5 separate regions of the Homo sapiens genome follow, and regions 1, 2, 3 and 5 are each linked to region 4. Evidence: chromatin contacts called from ENCODE Hi-C or POLR2A ChIA-PET data. All regions are on one chromosome and are shown on one strand. The core of a region is the stretch at or near the end of the contact, and the rest is flanking DNA. Distances in the headings are between cores, read along the strand shown. Region 1 holds the start of XXYLT1-AS2 (XXYLT1 antisense RNA 2). Region 2 holds the start of PIGX (phosphatidylinositol glycan anchor biosynthesis class X). Region 3 overlaps XXYLT1 (xyloside xylosyltransferase 1). Region 4 holds the start of TNK2 (tyrosine kinase non receptor 2). Region 5 holds the start of UBXN7 (UBX domain protein 7).

What was found. A loop is a pair of places that touch in the nucleus more often than their neighbours do. ChIA-PET counts read pairs that join two places held with the same protein, here RNA polymerase II (POLR2A). Pooled maps may share reads with other maps.
Region 1: a pooled map shows a loop between it and region 4 (7-fold over the local background). The contact joins the promoter of XXYLT1-AS2 here to the promoter of TNK2 in region 4. A Hi-C loop is called at or near these places in 12 of 37 single-sample maps with no recorded cell type and 4 of 50 pooled maps.
Region 2: a loop to region 4 is called in a map of naive thymus-derived CD4-positive, alpha-beta T cell, with 7 times the contacts of the local background. The contact joins the promoter of PIGX here to the promoter of TNK2 in region 4. A Hi-C loop is called at or near these places in 1 of 168 maps with a recorded cell type or tissue (naive thymus-derived CD4-positive, alpha-beta T cell), 4 of 37 single-sample maps with no recorded cell type and 7 of 50 pooled maps.
Region 3: a loop to region 4 is called in a map with no recorded cell type, with 4 times the contacts of the local background. The contact joins the enhancer-like site here to the promoter of TNK2 in region 4. A Hi-C loop is called at or near these places in 1 of 37 single-sample maps with no recorded cell type and 2 of 50 pooled maps. POLR2A ChIA-PET finds 5 or more read pairs at or near these places in 1 of 52 experiments (Panc1).
Region 5: a pooled map shows a loop between it and region 4 (7-fold over the local background). The contact joins the promoter of UBXN7 here to the promoter of TNK2 in region 4. A Hi-C loop is called at or near these places in 6 of 37 single-sample maps with no recorded cell type and 9 of 50 pooled maps. POLR2A ChIA-PET finds 5 or more read pairs at or near these places in 3 of 52 experiments (GM10248, Panc1 and activated naive CD4-positive, alpha-beta T cell).

What each region holds. Positions count from the first base shown.
Region 1 is chr3:195,146,438-195,149,137 of GRCh38, reverse strand. XXYLT1-AS2 (XXYLT1 antisense RNA 2) reads right to left here and starts at 1,267. Exons shown (of 2, transcript NR_102711.1): 1 at 1,033-1,267. All of the region lies in intron 3 of XXYLT1 (xyloside xylosyltransferase 1), which reads left to right. It also overlaps the pseudogene RN7SL36P. RefSeq lists enhancers at 1,150-1,199, 1,440-1,549.
Region 2 is chr3:196,711,009-196,713,708 of GRCh38, reverse strand. PIGX (phosphatidylinositol glycan anchor biosynthesis class X) reads right to left here and starts at 1,332. Exons shown (of 6, transcript NM_017861.4): 1 at 1,065-1,332. The coding sequence starts at 1,176. It overlaps CEP19 (centrosomal protein 19), which reads left to right and starts at 1,459. Exons shown (of 3, transcript NM_032898.5): 1 at 1,459-1,780. RefSeq lists silencers at 933-1,562, 1,397-1,709.
Region 3 is chr3:195,207,988-195,210,687 of GRCh38, reverse strand. The region is part of intron 2 of XXYLT1 (xyloside xylosyltransferase 1); the gene reads left to right. Among named protein-coding and RNA genes, the nearest start is that of XXYLT1-AS2, 61 kb to the right of the region's middle. Within about 2 kb of position 1,392, at least 24 of the 41 ENCODE cell types and tissues checked have a DNase peak (open chromatin) inside an H3K27ac peak, as active enhancers do.
Region 4 is chr3:195,907,300-195,909,999 of GRCh38, reverse strand. It overlaps TNK2 (tyrosine kinase non receptor 2), which reads left to right and starts at 1,449. Exons shown (of 16, transcript NM_001382273.1): 1 at 1,449-1,515. It overlaps TNK2-AS1 (TNK2 antisense RNA 1), which reads right to left and starts at 1,924. Exons shown (of 2, transcript NR_145450.1): 1 at 1,222-1,924; 2 at 1-135. RefSeq lists silencers at 46-695, 746-935, 986-1,235.
Region 5 is chr3:196,431,160-196,433,951 of GRCh38, reverse strand. UBXN7 (UBX domain protein 7) reads left to right here and starts at 1,525. Exons shown (of 11, transcript NM_015562.2): 1 at 1,525-1,625. The coding sequence starts at 1,553. UBXN7-AS1 (UBXN7 antisense RNA 1) reads right to left here and starts at 2,567. Exons shown (of 2, transcript NR_046745.1): 1 at 2,511-2,567; 2 at 918-1,750. RefSeq lists enhancers at 1,208-1,287, 1,220-1,993, 2,368-2,417, 1,994-2,768 and silencers at 1,328-1,577, 1,598-1,657.

The sequences.
Region 1 (2,700 bases), core at 18-2,517, 760 kb after region 4:
TACCTAAGTCAGCCTTCTTTGATAAATGTTGCTGGTCTCTTGGTATGATTTTTCTTTTTACTATGAAAACCTTTCAACATATACAAAAGTAGAAAGCATCATGTAATATTTCTGGATGCCCCAATATTATAATATCCATGCAGCCTCAATAACTATCAGCCCTTAGCCAATCTTTGTTTTATGTCTCCTCCCACCCACTTTTCCTCTTCCCCTGATTATTTTGAAACGAATCTCAGTCGTCACAGCATTTCGTCTGTAAATGTCATTTTCAGTCTATTAGTTTCTTAAAAACACATCTGCTGTGGCCGAGTTTAGAGCTGAGGAGAGTTATATGAGCTCATAGTGTCACTCTGTCTTCAAGTTCCTCAGTCTGAAATCAGTTGGTACAAGGGAAGAAAATAGAGAGAGGCAGCACTAACCTCTAGCCAAGCACACTTTCCATCTCTCTGCAGATTGCCTCATGTCAGGATGTTAGCGTGACCGTCACGTCTGGAAGGCTTTATGGCTGATATAAATTCAGGTCCGTTGTTCACTAGGCATGAAGCCCTCCGTTGTAAGGGAACCAGCCATCACCCTCATTACGAGATGCATAAATGTAGGACTTGAAGATAAAAGCTATTGGGTTCTTTTCGTCTCTCTGACACCTGAAGATGAATTTCTTGAACCTTGTTCTCGTGTTTAAAAAAAAAAAATTAACCAAGATTGAGCCTGTCAGTTTCTATCAGAGTTAAATCTGAGTAAAGGAGAAAAAAGCTTGCCACCTTTTAAAATAGTGATTCCTTCACTCCCTGGGAGTTAGAAAACTGGGCTAAGTGTTTTTGTGTAGCCCGTGTGACCTGGAGGCCGTGCTATAACCCCTGCAGGAATTACTCATAAAAAGGGAGGGATGTACCTGCCCTGTGGTAGAGATCAGAAGTCTACTCTGAGGTTGTTATTTTTAAATAACATCAGTGGAAAAGGTATTTTAAAAGGAAAACTCTGTACAGAGAACCCAAGCGGGATTGTGTTGCTGTCATTGTGACCGTCTCTTACCTGATGGCTCTGCCTCCCGGGCAGGCTAGGAGCTCCGGGATGACGTCCCAAGACTCGGGCGCATAGCGGGGGCTGCTGAAGATCGGAGTGTGAGGCTGAGAGATGAGGTCCAGGTGGAGCACGTGAAAAGCTTCCTGTGTCTGAAAACACGACTCCTTCCAGTTCTTTTGTCTGTCTGCACATTATGAGTATTTTGGTACTACTGAATCCGTTTTTAAAAGTTCACCACGTCGTGCCTGACACAGGTGTCTCCTGAAAGAATGAGTGAGGAAGTGAATGCGTGGAAGGGGTGGGACTGGGAGGCAGCCCTTCTGTTCTGTTTATGCCGTGCAGACCAATGCCAGGCACTTCGATGTTTGTTGAGTGAATGCAGGAACAGATGTGTAGTCAGAGGGCGTTTCCTCCGCGGTGCTGGCCAGCTGCTAAGTCAGGCTCTGTAGTCCCATTACTGGTCTTAGAGAAGTTACTTTCACATTCAGTTTTTGTTTGTAAAGACAGTCCATGGGAAAGTTTGTTATTCTCAGTTTGTTTGTTTGAGACATAGTTTCTTTCTTGTCGCCCAGGCTGGAGTGCAGTGGTGTGATCTTGGCTCACTGCAACCTCCGCCTCCCGGGTTCAAGCGATTCTCCTGCCTCAGCCTCCCAAGTAGCTGAGATTACAGGCGCTGACCACCATGCCTGGCTAATTTTTGTATTTTTAGTAGAGACAGGGTTTCATCATGTTGGCCAGGCTGGTCTCGAACTCCTGACCTCAGGTGATCCACCTGCCTGGGCTTCCCAAAGTGCTGGGATTACAGGTGTGAGTCACCATGCCCAGCCTATTCTCAGTTTTTTATTTGGCTCATTGTGTGTGTGAGCCATAGGATTGGTCCCATGAGGAATTACGAAGTAGAAGACATGCCTCTTGCTTTCAAGGAAGATATAACGTGAGGGAGATAGGGTAGATAAAACTTAATGAAAACGCAAATGCCTGCGGTGTCAACACTGAGTCAGTACTGCTGTTTAGAGATATCCCATGGACAAGATACATAGACTTTTTGCTGTAGGAACTGTAAATTTTACTGAGTGGCTCACCTCTCCCTCAGCTTAATATTCTGCCTTCAGCTGGGCATGGTAGCCTGCACCTGTAGTTCCAGCTACTTGGAAGGCTGAGGCAGGGGGGTCACTTAAGCCCAGGAATTCTGTGGGTGTCTGCACTAAGTTTGGCATCAACTTGGTGACCTCCTGGGAACGGGGGACCACCAAGTTGCCTAGGAAGGGATGAAGCAGCCCAGGCTGGAAATGAAGCAGGTTAAAACTCCTGTGCTGATTAGTAATGGGATTACGCCTGTGACTAGCCATGCACTCCAGCCTGGGCAACATAGCGAGACCCTGTCTCTAAAAAAAGAAACCAAACAAACAAAAATGGAGTTCTGCCTTCAAAATGCTAAGAAGTGGGTATCACATTCCCTTCTTTCCTCTGAAAAGTCTCTCGGAGTGGTGTTTGGCTTTGCAATGCAGGCGTAGCCTCTAAGAGTGCTCTTGGGATAGACCAAACTCTGTGCCCGAATAGAAAGCTCACTGGGCAGGCATTTGCCGAGGGTTTGGCTATGCAGTAGAGAGAAACCAGACCCTGTCCTCCAGGAGCTTGCAGTGGGACGTGGGTCTGGACAGGGCTACAGTGGAGGCA
Region 2 (2,700 bases), core at 83-2,582, 800 kb before region 4:
CACGCCATCACGCCCCGCTAATTTTGACCCCTTTTCAATTATAAAATGCTAACGTTGGAAGCCTCTACAGATTACCAAATCCAACTGTTTAAAAATTCTTCTGGCCGAGCATGGTAGTTCACACCTGTAATCCTGGCACTTTGGGAGGCTGAGGAGGGTGGACCACCTGAGGTCAGGAGTTCAAGACCAGCTTGACCAATACGGCGAAACCCCGTCTCTACTAAAAATACAAAAAATTAGCTGGGCATGGTGGCGGGCACCTGTAATAATCCCAGCTACTTGGGAGGCTGAAGCAGAAGAATTGCTTGAACTTGGGAAAGGCGGAGGTTGCAGTGAGCCGAGATCGCGCCATTGCACTCCAGCCTGGCAACAGAGTGAGACTCCATCTCAAAAAAAAAATCTTCTTGGCCTCATAATCCTTTGTTTAGATAAACTTGAAAACCCAATATGTAAACACACAAGCAGAACTGCACTGATTGACAGATACTAAACGGATCTAAATGATACCAAGGATGACAGAAACATCCTCATTTTACAGATGGAGAAACTTGTAGGGTTTGTGCTTTCCTCCCATCAAACCTTACCCTTTATTGTAATTATTCCCGCACTTGCCCGTCTCAGTAGTACAAGCAGTTTGCCAACTACTACTTGCACGAACAACTAGCAGTTTGCCACGGAGTCCTACATTCAGTTTGGGGATTCTCAGGCCTCACAGGGCGCTAAGGCCTTGCCTGGCCCCTTGGTGATCAGAAGCTTCGTGCAGCTCAAGAGCATCCCAAGACGCTTGACGGCTGACTTTCCTTCTCAGAACTTTAGTAACAGGGCGGCCAGTCCAGCCTGGGAACCGCAGGGCCCGAGCCCGACTCTCCCGGAGACCCGGGATCCGCCGCAGAGCAAAGCGCACGGGAGGGAAGGAGGGCACACGGCTCTAGTGTCTGACCTCCTCCGGCTCGCCCTACTGATCTAGGTCCCGCGCCGGGTCCCCACATCCCCGCAACCCGCCGAGAGGCCCGGGAGCCGGGACCGCTCCCACGCTCTGGCCCCCCAAGCCCCGCCCCCCTTACCGGCGTCAGAGCGCGCGGCGGTGAAGGCCGCGGCGGGCCCGCGCGTGAGCCCGGTCGCCGCCCCGAGGAGCAGCCAGGCGGCCGCCCGAACCGCCGCCACCCGAGCCGCCAGGACGCCGGAAGCCGGACGCCCGAGAGGGGCGCGCGGGGCCAGGTGCGGACGCAGGAAGGGGCCTGGCCGCCCGCAGCTCCTACCGCGCGCTGCCCCAGATTTATCGGCTGGGACCGAGTGCTGGGTGCGCGCGCCTAGCGCCCGCGGTTCCCAGCTGCCTGCAGCCCCGGCCCCCAAGGGTTCCCGCGCGGCGTGGGGCGGTCGTCCCCGCCCAGCTGTTCCTTGCTCCGCCCACCCGGGGGCGGGCGAGGAGCTGCGCACGCGCGGGGACGCGCGCCCGGCCTGTCGCTGTGGAAACCGCTAGGCCAGCGCTCGCCGGGACCTGGAATCCCTGTACGCCGAGGTGGGAGCCGGTGGACCGGTCCCCCAGCCGGCCCCCACCTCCGCTTCCCGGTGTTTGAGGGTTCGGGCCTCCCGCCGGGGAGTTCACCCCTCGGGCTCGTCAGTAGGGCTGTGGCTGTCGCCTCTTCCTGCAGCGCCAGGCTCCGCCCGGTCTCACAGTCGGCTTAGGGGCTTTGCGTGCACTGCGGTTGGGTGGAAAAACCCACTCCTGGTTGTTTAGACGTTGGCCTGCAGACGATGTCATTTCTGTATTCCTCTAAGGGTAAGAAAGCCAGCCTTGCACTAGTGGAGACGTGAGTAGGGAGAGAATCGTCTACTCTTTGGGGACATTCGTACCCTTAGGTGCTGTGGGGCTTCCTAACAAGATTGTGGGCAGTTACTGATCTCTGGGGAGAGGAGTATTCGTGTCCAGGAAGAATAATTGGATAAACGTGCCGTCCTTCTTCCTAAACAGAGTGGAATCTGTAAGCAGGCCAAGAGAGCATCCAGGCGGCTTGGAGTGGAATAGAGGGCTCTAGAGCGGGTGTCTCAAAGAGGAAACAGAGTGTATGTCAAAACATACTATCCAAAACTGAAAATAGCCGGGCAGGTGGCTCACGCCTATAGCCCCAGCACTTTGGGCGAATCACCTGAGGTCAGGAGTTCGAGACCAGCCTGGCCAAGATGGCGAAACCCCGTCTCTACTGAAAATACAAAGATTAGCTGGGCATGGTGGTAGGCACCTGTAATTCCAGCTACTCGGGAGGCTGAGGCACGAGAATCGCTTGAACCCAGGAGGCGGAGGTTGCAGCGAGGGGAGATCACGCCACTGCACTGCAGCCTAGGCGACAGAGGGAGACTCTGTTTCAAAAGAAAAAAAAAAACTGAAAATGGTAGTATAAGCATGTTTCTTAAGAAATGGAGAGAGAAATTTTGGAAGATATGCCTTTTAAAATTCAGTCTGGCTCCCTATGAAGAGGAGTAGGGCCAAGGACGATAGTTTGTTGTTATAAGCCTCATAGAATTATTTTATATTCCAAATACAAACATTACTTTAGCAAAAATTAAAGTTAAATTTTAAAAAGAGTCTAGTAAAAAAAAAACTACATTATTTGAGTACCAACTGCATACATCTTTGACGAGTACAGCCATTGCTTCAGTGTGTGGAGTTTATATGTGCCCCGTAGGTTGTAGTTTACTAAC
Region 3 (2,700 bases), core at 143-2,642, 700 kb after region 4:
AATTTGTCATAAAATGCTAAAAATAGTAACGTGGTAGAGACCATTTTCTACTAATTTAATGCCAGAAGCTCTTTCTAAGCTAATGAAAATAGTTGCCAAATTGGTTGAACAGTAATATTTCCCGTTTTGGTCCCCTTCATTAGATTCTGTCTTTTAATTTGTCAAGATCTTCTTTTAAATTCTTGGCTATCGGTCAAAGGCATCAGCTGGCTCTTATTACTTCTTGCCAGGACGTCAGCCAACTTTTTTCTGGGCCTCGCCTCACCCATGAGGAGTCCGTCCTCCTGCCCACTGTGTTCAGGGCACTGGGGCACGACAGCAGTCCTGCCCTTGGGGAGCTCACCTTCCGGTTGGTGGAGGGACCCCAAGTGAGTGGGTGTCACACAGGGAGCAAGAGGCGAGAGGTCAGCAGAGCAGCGTCCTGTCCTGTCCTGACTTCAGCGGGGTGTGGGGGTTGTTTGCACGGAGAATGCACCAGGTGCTGTCAGTTCTGTCAGGGCACAGAGAGGAAGCTTTGAGGAGGATGAGGAGAGGTTAGCCTTGAAGGCTTGGGGTGAAGGCTGGGGGAGGGGCCGAGCAGGCATTCTGGGCCAGGGTGTGCGGGCGGCCGGGGCCTCAGCCTGGACTGCAGCTGCTGCTGCCCAGATGGTGTCAGATCCCTGTGTGTCCCTCTGGTGTGTTTGCCAAGCCGCCTCTGGGGCTGACTCTGCTGAGCGTCTTCTCTTTGTCCCGAACTTTGTGCACTGTCCCTGGCTGGAGAAGACTCATTTCTGTACTCAAGTCCTGTGTGTAGTTGCTGATGGCCAGGTCCTGCTGGTCAGCCGCCTTGGACGGAGTCTCGGGCCTGCTTTTCCGTTTTCTGTCCCCTTACTCTGGCTTCTGGATAGCCTTTGGAATATTCCGGGCGATAGCTGGGCCTCCAGAGAGAGTGGGCTGCAGGGTGTGGGCCCGGCCTCCCCTTGCCTGGCGGGTTTTCCTGGTCAGCGTTCCTGCTGCTCCCCGGTCATCCCTCCTGTGCTGCAGCCTTTTTCTCTGGTTCAGACCCACACTCTGCCGTCCCACTGCCTGGGCTTGCTGAGCTCTCCGTTCTGGCTTGAAGGCCTCGCCCGAGCCCTGTCACCGGCTCTGCCTGTCAGGAGGGCCCAAGTGTGCGGCTTCGGTGGGGCTGCCTGACACTGACCTCTGGGGTTGTAAAGGTCCCAGAGGGTCCTAAGTCGGGCCTGATGTGGCTGAGATGGCAAGAGCCGGAACGTTTCTGTAAAATCTGAAAGCCCTTGATGGGGCCGAGGGGGTGAGGAGGATTCCCACCCTGTGTGGACAGGAGCACGCAGCAGCGGAGTGACTCCACCACGTGAGTGGGGTCCAGCGGGTGTGGCACTCGATGACAAGACAGTTTGAGAGCGGCTTGTCTCCGGGGACCTGGCGTAGGTCTCCTCTGCCTTAACCCTTGGCTTTTGCACTTCCTCTGTCTGTCCTCCATACAGGCTTCTTGCCCTAGTGAGGACTGGCTTCTTAACAGGGTGAGCCGGTTCCTGTCCTAACCCCACTGGCATCTTACACTCTGGGAGATAGCTTCCCCCTGAGAGGCGAGTGAGCCACGTAAGGGGAGGTGGGCGATGGCTTCCCTTCTGTCTTGGGTTGGGGGAGTCAGGTACAGTATTTTTTCTTTTAAAGCATCATTGATCACATAATAAGGTTTGTCATAGTCCTTAATCACAGACCTGTGAAATTTGGAGAATTCACGGCACCTAGGATGGGAGTGAGCTTCTGATTGTGAGCTGATTTGGGAGCTAACCTCAAGGAAACTCCTCTTGCAAGCCCCCTGCTGGGTGTCGTGGCCCTCGCCCAGTGACCTCCCGGGGACTCTGGACGCTCTTTGTCTGCCCTTCCTTTTCCCTCACCTCGCTCCCCCGTGAGAAAGTGGGACTCATGCAGCTCAGCTCAGTGACAGAGGGTTTATTAGGGGTAGCTCTGGGACCCATCTTTTGGTGATTTCTTCTCTCTCTTTCTCTAATGGAATAATTGTTTCTGTCTACACTTCTTTATTTTCTCCTCTCTACAGCTGCCTTCTAAAAATGTGCTTTTCTGTTCCTGCAGAACTGAAGCTTGCATGGCCTTTGTTGTGACTTTCCCGTCACGAGCGTTGTCTCTTGGTATTTTCCCATAGGCCAGCCTGCAGGTCATACGTTGTTCATTTTTTTTGTTGTGGTTGGTCCAGTCAGCCAGGACCAGAGCAGGTGGGACCATGTGGTGCCACACGCAGCCAGCTGGGCCTCTTCGGCAGGCGTGTGGGCAGTGGGCAGGTGGGCTGACTGCCACTCTCAGATATAGAGCTGACACCGAGACTGGATGCTGTGCTGTGCTAGGCACAGGAGGGGAGGGGAACAGATGTGAGTCAGATGTGCGGTTTGCCCTCACAACTTCACTTTCTAGTTGGGGAATTGGACATTTACATAAATGTACAAACACCTGTCATACAAAAAAGAAAGGAATAGGTGTCATCCAAATACCACCTCTGTTGGGGTATGTGGTGGGCAGCCTCTAACACGGCCCCCGGTCATCCCTGCCTCCTAGGAGTCGTGCCCTGGTGGGTCCCTGTCCCTTGATGTAGGCTGGACTTATTGACATGCTTCTAGTGAATAGAATCTGGCAAAAGTGATGGCCTGTCACTCTGGGACTGTGTTATAAAAGCCTGCTGCT
Region 4 (2,700 bases), core at 200-2,699:
TGTTCCGGCGCTCCTCCATTGCGCCCCTCGACTCGGCGGGACTTCTTCACCCAGGGCGCCACCGCTCCTCGGCACCGCAGGAAGGCGCAGGCCGGGCCCGGGGGAGTCGGGGAGAGCGGGGTAGGGCCCCGGAGGCTGGGGGAGGAGCCGGGGGAGGAGCGATGAGGCCGGGCCCTTTAAGAGGGCGGGCCGACTCCCCCCCACCCCCCACCCCGGGGCGGCGCAGGCGCAGGCGCAGGCGGGCTCGGGGCGCTCGGCAGGAGGGACGGCGGGCGGGCGCTCACCTGCGGGGGCCGGCGCGGGGCGGGCGCCCGGCGGGCCGACGTTGACGCCCGGAGGCGAGGGCGGGGAGGCGGGCGCGGGACTCGGGGGCGGCCCGGGGCGGGAGGGGAGGGCCGGGGCGGGCGGGCGGTGTGAGCGGGCGCCGAGGGCAGCACCATCTGGAGGGGTGGGAGCGCGCGGCCTCTGGGGGGCAAGCGAGTGCGCTGGGCCGAGCCGGTCGGGGGCCCCCGGCGGGTCGCGCAGGAGGAGCGCGGCGGGCTGAGCCCTGCGCTGCCGGAGCAGCAGCCGCAGCGCGTAGGGGTTCTCAGCTGGGGCCCGCAGCAGCTCCGCGGGCTGAAGCTCGGCGTGGAGGAGCGGGGCGGGGTGGGCCCGGCGGTGCAGGAGGAGGGCGGGGTGGGCCCGGGGCTGCAGGAGCGCGGCGGCCGCGGCCACGAGCCCAGCCGGGGGGTGGTGTGGGGGCCGCCGGACGGCGCGGGCTGGGGGCGCCCGCCGTGGTGGACGGGCTCGGCGGGCTGGCCTGTGGCGCAGGAGGAGGGGCTGGGGCCCCGCGGGCAGCACCAGGAGAAGGGCGGAGGCAGCCCCGCAGTGCAGGAGCGCGGCGAGGCCCGGGCCGGGGTGCAGGAGCGCGGGGAGGGGAGCCCGCGGAGGCTGCTGCAGCAGCCCGAACCGGCGTCCGAGTCCGGGGAAGGCCCCCGCGAGCGCAGGGAGGGGCCGGAAAGTTCCGGCGAACTGGGGGAGCGGCAGTGGGAGAGCGTCGGGCGGGAGGCGGTGGTCCTGGGAGCGGCCCCGGCGCCCCGAAGCCGCCCCGAGCTGGTGGGGAGGGCCCGGCCGGTGGGGCCCCGGGGGCCTGCGGGGGAGGGGCGCCTGGGGGTGCAAGAGGCGAATTGGCTGCCCGGGGTGCAGGAGGGACAGGTGGTGCGGGCTGTCCAGGAAACCTACCTGAACGGGAAGGAGCCCCAGGAGGGAGAGGGACCCGGCGAGGGGCTCAGGACCCGGAGGCGCCGGCGGAGGAGGAGGTGGTGACTGGCAGGCCCGGGCCCCACGGTACCTCCGGGGCTGAAGGGGACGCAGGATGTAGGGGCATGGGGAGTCGGGCGCAGAAGAGTGCGGGGAACCGCTGAGCTCTGGGAGCCACTGCCTGAGGGCAGGCCGCGGCCGGCGGGAACCTCTTCTGCCGTCTCAGCCTGGGCGTCGCTGAAGCTGTGTCTGCGGGGAGGCAGCGGAAGGCGGCAGGTAAGGAAGCCCAGTCCTGTTAGCTGGAGTTGGTGTGCTTGGAAGTGAGAGGCTGCAGGTCCCTGGCGAGAGCGTAGACTCCACACTGCCCTCGTTCTTTTGGCCTTTCATCCCTGGAGGGAGGAAGCAGTGCAGTTTTCAGCGGCAAGGCAGGACCTCTCCCCCGCCAGTACTGTGTATGGTAATTGGAGTGATAGGGCATCTTCTTAGAGTCTAGGCAGCAGGCGGGACGTCTGGGTGGCTGCCAGGTCTGTGCAGAGGGAAGAGAGGGGTAGCCCCAGGGAGGAGCTGCAGGACGGTCCCCCCTCCACCTGCCCCCCGATGGCAGTAGGGGTGCCTCCATGCTATATGCTCTGCATGGTGCAGTCAACACACAAGTCCTCAAAACACGTCCCACAGAAGGGAAGAGGGCAGCGTGGGATTAACAGAACCTTATCTTGTAACCCTGTTGGTCACGTGAGCTGAGATGAGTGTGACAGCTAGTGGCTTGGGTACGGCACGAGCCTGGCCCGCTTCTGCCACGCCGTCCTGTCACAGCTGATTTACCCTGAGGGCCCAGAGCCAAGGATGATTAGTGGGCGGAAGGAGGGAGAGCAACTGGTGAGCCCTCTCGTCTCTGGGTGGGACGACCCAGCGTTAGAGGGGCGGGAGAGGAGGGTGCACTTGCACCCCAGGGCTCTGGGCTGCCTCTGTGGCCCCACCCTGGGGAGGTTTGCAGATGGGCCGCTGTGGTATCATGGGCTCTGCACCTGTCAGGACAGGAGCTCCCAGCCCAGTCTAGAGGTAGGGCTTGTAGGGGCCAAGGGTGGGGGCTGTATTTGGCTTGTTGACTCCCTCGTGGCCTGAGTGCCAGACCTACTCATTCCGCCTCGTGCCCCCAGGGGGCTTGGCGGGCTGCTTGTGGGCCTTACTCTCCTAGAGCTGTTCGCCTCTTACCTGGCACTGTCAGGTGCTTGCTTCCCCTGCCCCTGGGTGGGGATGGGTGCAGGGTTGCTGCTTGCCCAGGGCCTTAGCTAGAGGACCCTCCTCTGCCCCAGCCCGAGGTGTGGCTGTGAGTCAGATGGACCCAGACCCCTGTCCCGAACCAGACTGGGTGCTCTCCTCTGGGGGCAGAGGGAGTGGTGCTGGAGGTAGCAGCTGCTGGAGGAGCCGGTTAGCCCGCTCCTCAGACAAACTCAAACCCGC
Region 5 (2,792 bases), core at 276-2,775, 520 kb before region 4:
CACTTTGGGAGGCCGAGGCGGGTGGATCACTTGAGGTCAGTAGTTTGAGACTAGCCTGCTCAACATGGTGAAACCTCGTCTCTATTAAAAATACAAAAATTAGCCAGGCGTGGTGGCGTGTGCCTGTAATCCCAGCTACTTGGGAGGCTGAGGCAGGAGAATCGCTTGAACCCGGGAGGCGGAGCTTTCAGTAAACTGAGATTGCACCACTGCACTCCAGCCTGGGCGACAGAGCGAGACTCCCTGTCAAACAAAACAAAACAAAAAACTATACCCCTTGATTTGACATGGCTCTTTCTTAATTCTCCCCAATAGCATGTTTACTCTTAGGATGTGTCAATTCTTCAGACAGCTCATCCCATCTTTTATTGGGCCATTTTCCTATGAAGATGCAAAATATGTGGGTGGAGGTTGGAAGGTGGGAGGCTAAAACAAACGGAATCACTTGGAATCTCTTTTAACTTTATGGGCAAGGTGGGGGATTATTGGATTTGAGCGCACCCCACTCATGTAACTGTTTTGCAAAATACTTAAAATTATTCAAGGAACACACGAATATCTTTTTTTTTTTTTTTTTTTTGAGATGGATTCTTGATATATTTCCCAGTCTGGTCTCGAACTCCTTGCCTCAAGCGATTCTCCCACCTCGGCCTTCCAAAGTGCTGGGATTACAGTCATGAGCCACCGCGCCCGGCCAATAATGTTTGTTTAAAAATAAAAAGATAAATAAGAAACTCGAAGTAAGGTCCGCTTTGACCATCGTCCCGATCGTTCTCTTCTCTGGAGGTAACCGTTACCAGCGTTTTGAGCACACTTTTCCAGTCTCCTTTCTATATGTTTTCTTTCCTCTACTGCATATACAGAGTTTCTTTTTATACAAATGACGCCTCTTGGGGTCTCATTAAGACCCTAACGGGAGACGTGATGGCCAATTTATTTAAGGAAAGCAGACTAAACAATCGTTTATGAAAACCTACTGGGTGGCAACCCCGCGCTAAGTGCTTTCTTTGGCATGAAGGGTTCTGGTATTTCACTCGTCGCAATCGGTTAGCTAAGCCATTAGTTTAGAGGCTGGGGGGCGAGTACGGGGAGAGTCGCTTCAAAGCGAGGAGGTAGGGTTTGCATTTTGATGGGACCTGCAGGAAACCTAATAGAGTGCGGTACAACCGCAAAACAGAAAAATGCTGTCATCGGCAGTTGGCTCTGTCAATAAAGCTTGCGAAGCTGAAATGCGAAGAACTATCTGCCGAGACCGAAGCTTCCTTCGGAATCTAGGAATCGACACCGCGCCTGCGAGGCTAGCCTTGGAGCCCGGAGAGGAAGGCACCAGCAATGGCAAAAAGGATGCACTGAGCAGGCAGCAACCGAGCAGCCAACCCGAGAGCTGGGAGCGCGCGGGCCCGGTCGGAAAATGCGCCTGCGCAGACCGCTGGGGACGGGAGGGGCGGGGCTCGAGGGGCGGTCAATGCGCCTGCGCACACCGCACGGCGAAGTGGGGGAGGGCAGTCCGTGTGTGTCTGTGTTGTTGTTCGGCGGCGGCGGCGGCGGTAAGATGGCTGCCCACGGGGGCTCCGCGGCGTCCTCGGCGCTGAAGGGGTTAATTCAACAGTTCACCACCATTACCGGTAAGAGACGCGGTTACCGGAAGGTGGAGAGTGGGGTCCGGAGCGGGCAGCGGGTCTGCCCCGGGCTTCCCCTTACCTTCAGGCATTCCTCCTTCGGGCTTTACCCACAGCTGCCGTCCTCCCTCCTGAGGAAGAGGCGACGACGGCGTCGGGGTCTCCGGGTTCAGGCGGGAGACAGCCCCCCCCCGCTCCCGATACCCTCGTTCTCTGTCTCCTAGTAGCGTGGAGGGAGATCCCCCAACCCCCCGCCAGCCCAGACCTGGGAATGGGCCGAGTCCGTCCGCCCCCGCCGGCCCGGGGACCCGGGGGCGGGAGGAGTAGGGGGCCGCACCCGGGCCACCGCCCTCCTCCTCCTCCTTCATCATCTTCCCTTCTCTGTGCAGCCCTGCGGTGCGGTGCATCTCCTCACCTCCTTTTTTCCTTTCTTCCCCGGCCAGGTCATTCTGCCCCGGTCCCCGGCCTGCCCTTCCCCTTTCTGGGCCCCTCGGAGCCATCGCCGTGGCCCTGGCGGGTTCGGGCCCTCCCGCCTTCACGGCAAGGCCGGTGGGTTCGGCCGTGCCTTTACACTTCACGGGGGACAGGCCGCCAGAAGCGGGGGGTGCTGAGGAGGACCTCAGGGACTGAGGCTTTGAGGGAAGAATGAGGGGGAACCCCCAAGCTGAATAGGGGAGGCCTGGAAGAATCCAGGGTGGCGTTTCCCACCTCCCCATAATAAAATCATAAAGACGGAGACGATGGCGCCGGGGCCTCCTGCTGATAAGATAGGGATGGCGGCAGAAACTTCTTTGAGAGAAAATCTGTTTCTGGGTGTCGGTATCCCCGAAACCCTAGGCCTAGGTTCTCTCCCTTTGGACCCCTGCGAAGGACACACGCAGATCCTCTTACCGCCTGGAGGAAAGGCCCTAAAGCCATTCTATGAATTCTCTCTGTCTTGTTTCTCTCTGATGGTGCTGAACTTTTCTTGCATGAGTTATTAGAGGGCGGAGCAAATGATGAAGTTCTCTGTGGAGTGATTTGAGAGAAGAGTACTCCAATGTGCCTGAGTGTAATTTTGCCGTTCTAGTTTGTCGTTTTGGAAGGAGGTCAGAATGTTAGTTCCCTCTCAACGGATCTATACTTTATCTCGTAATTTGTTAGATGCGGAGAATGTTTCCACTGTTAATGTTC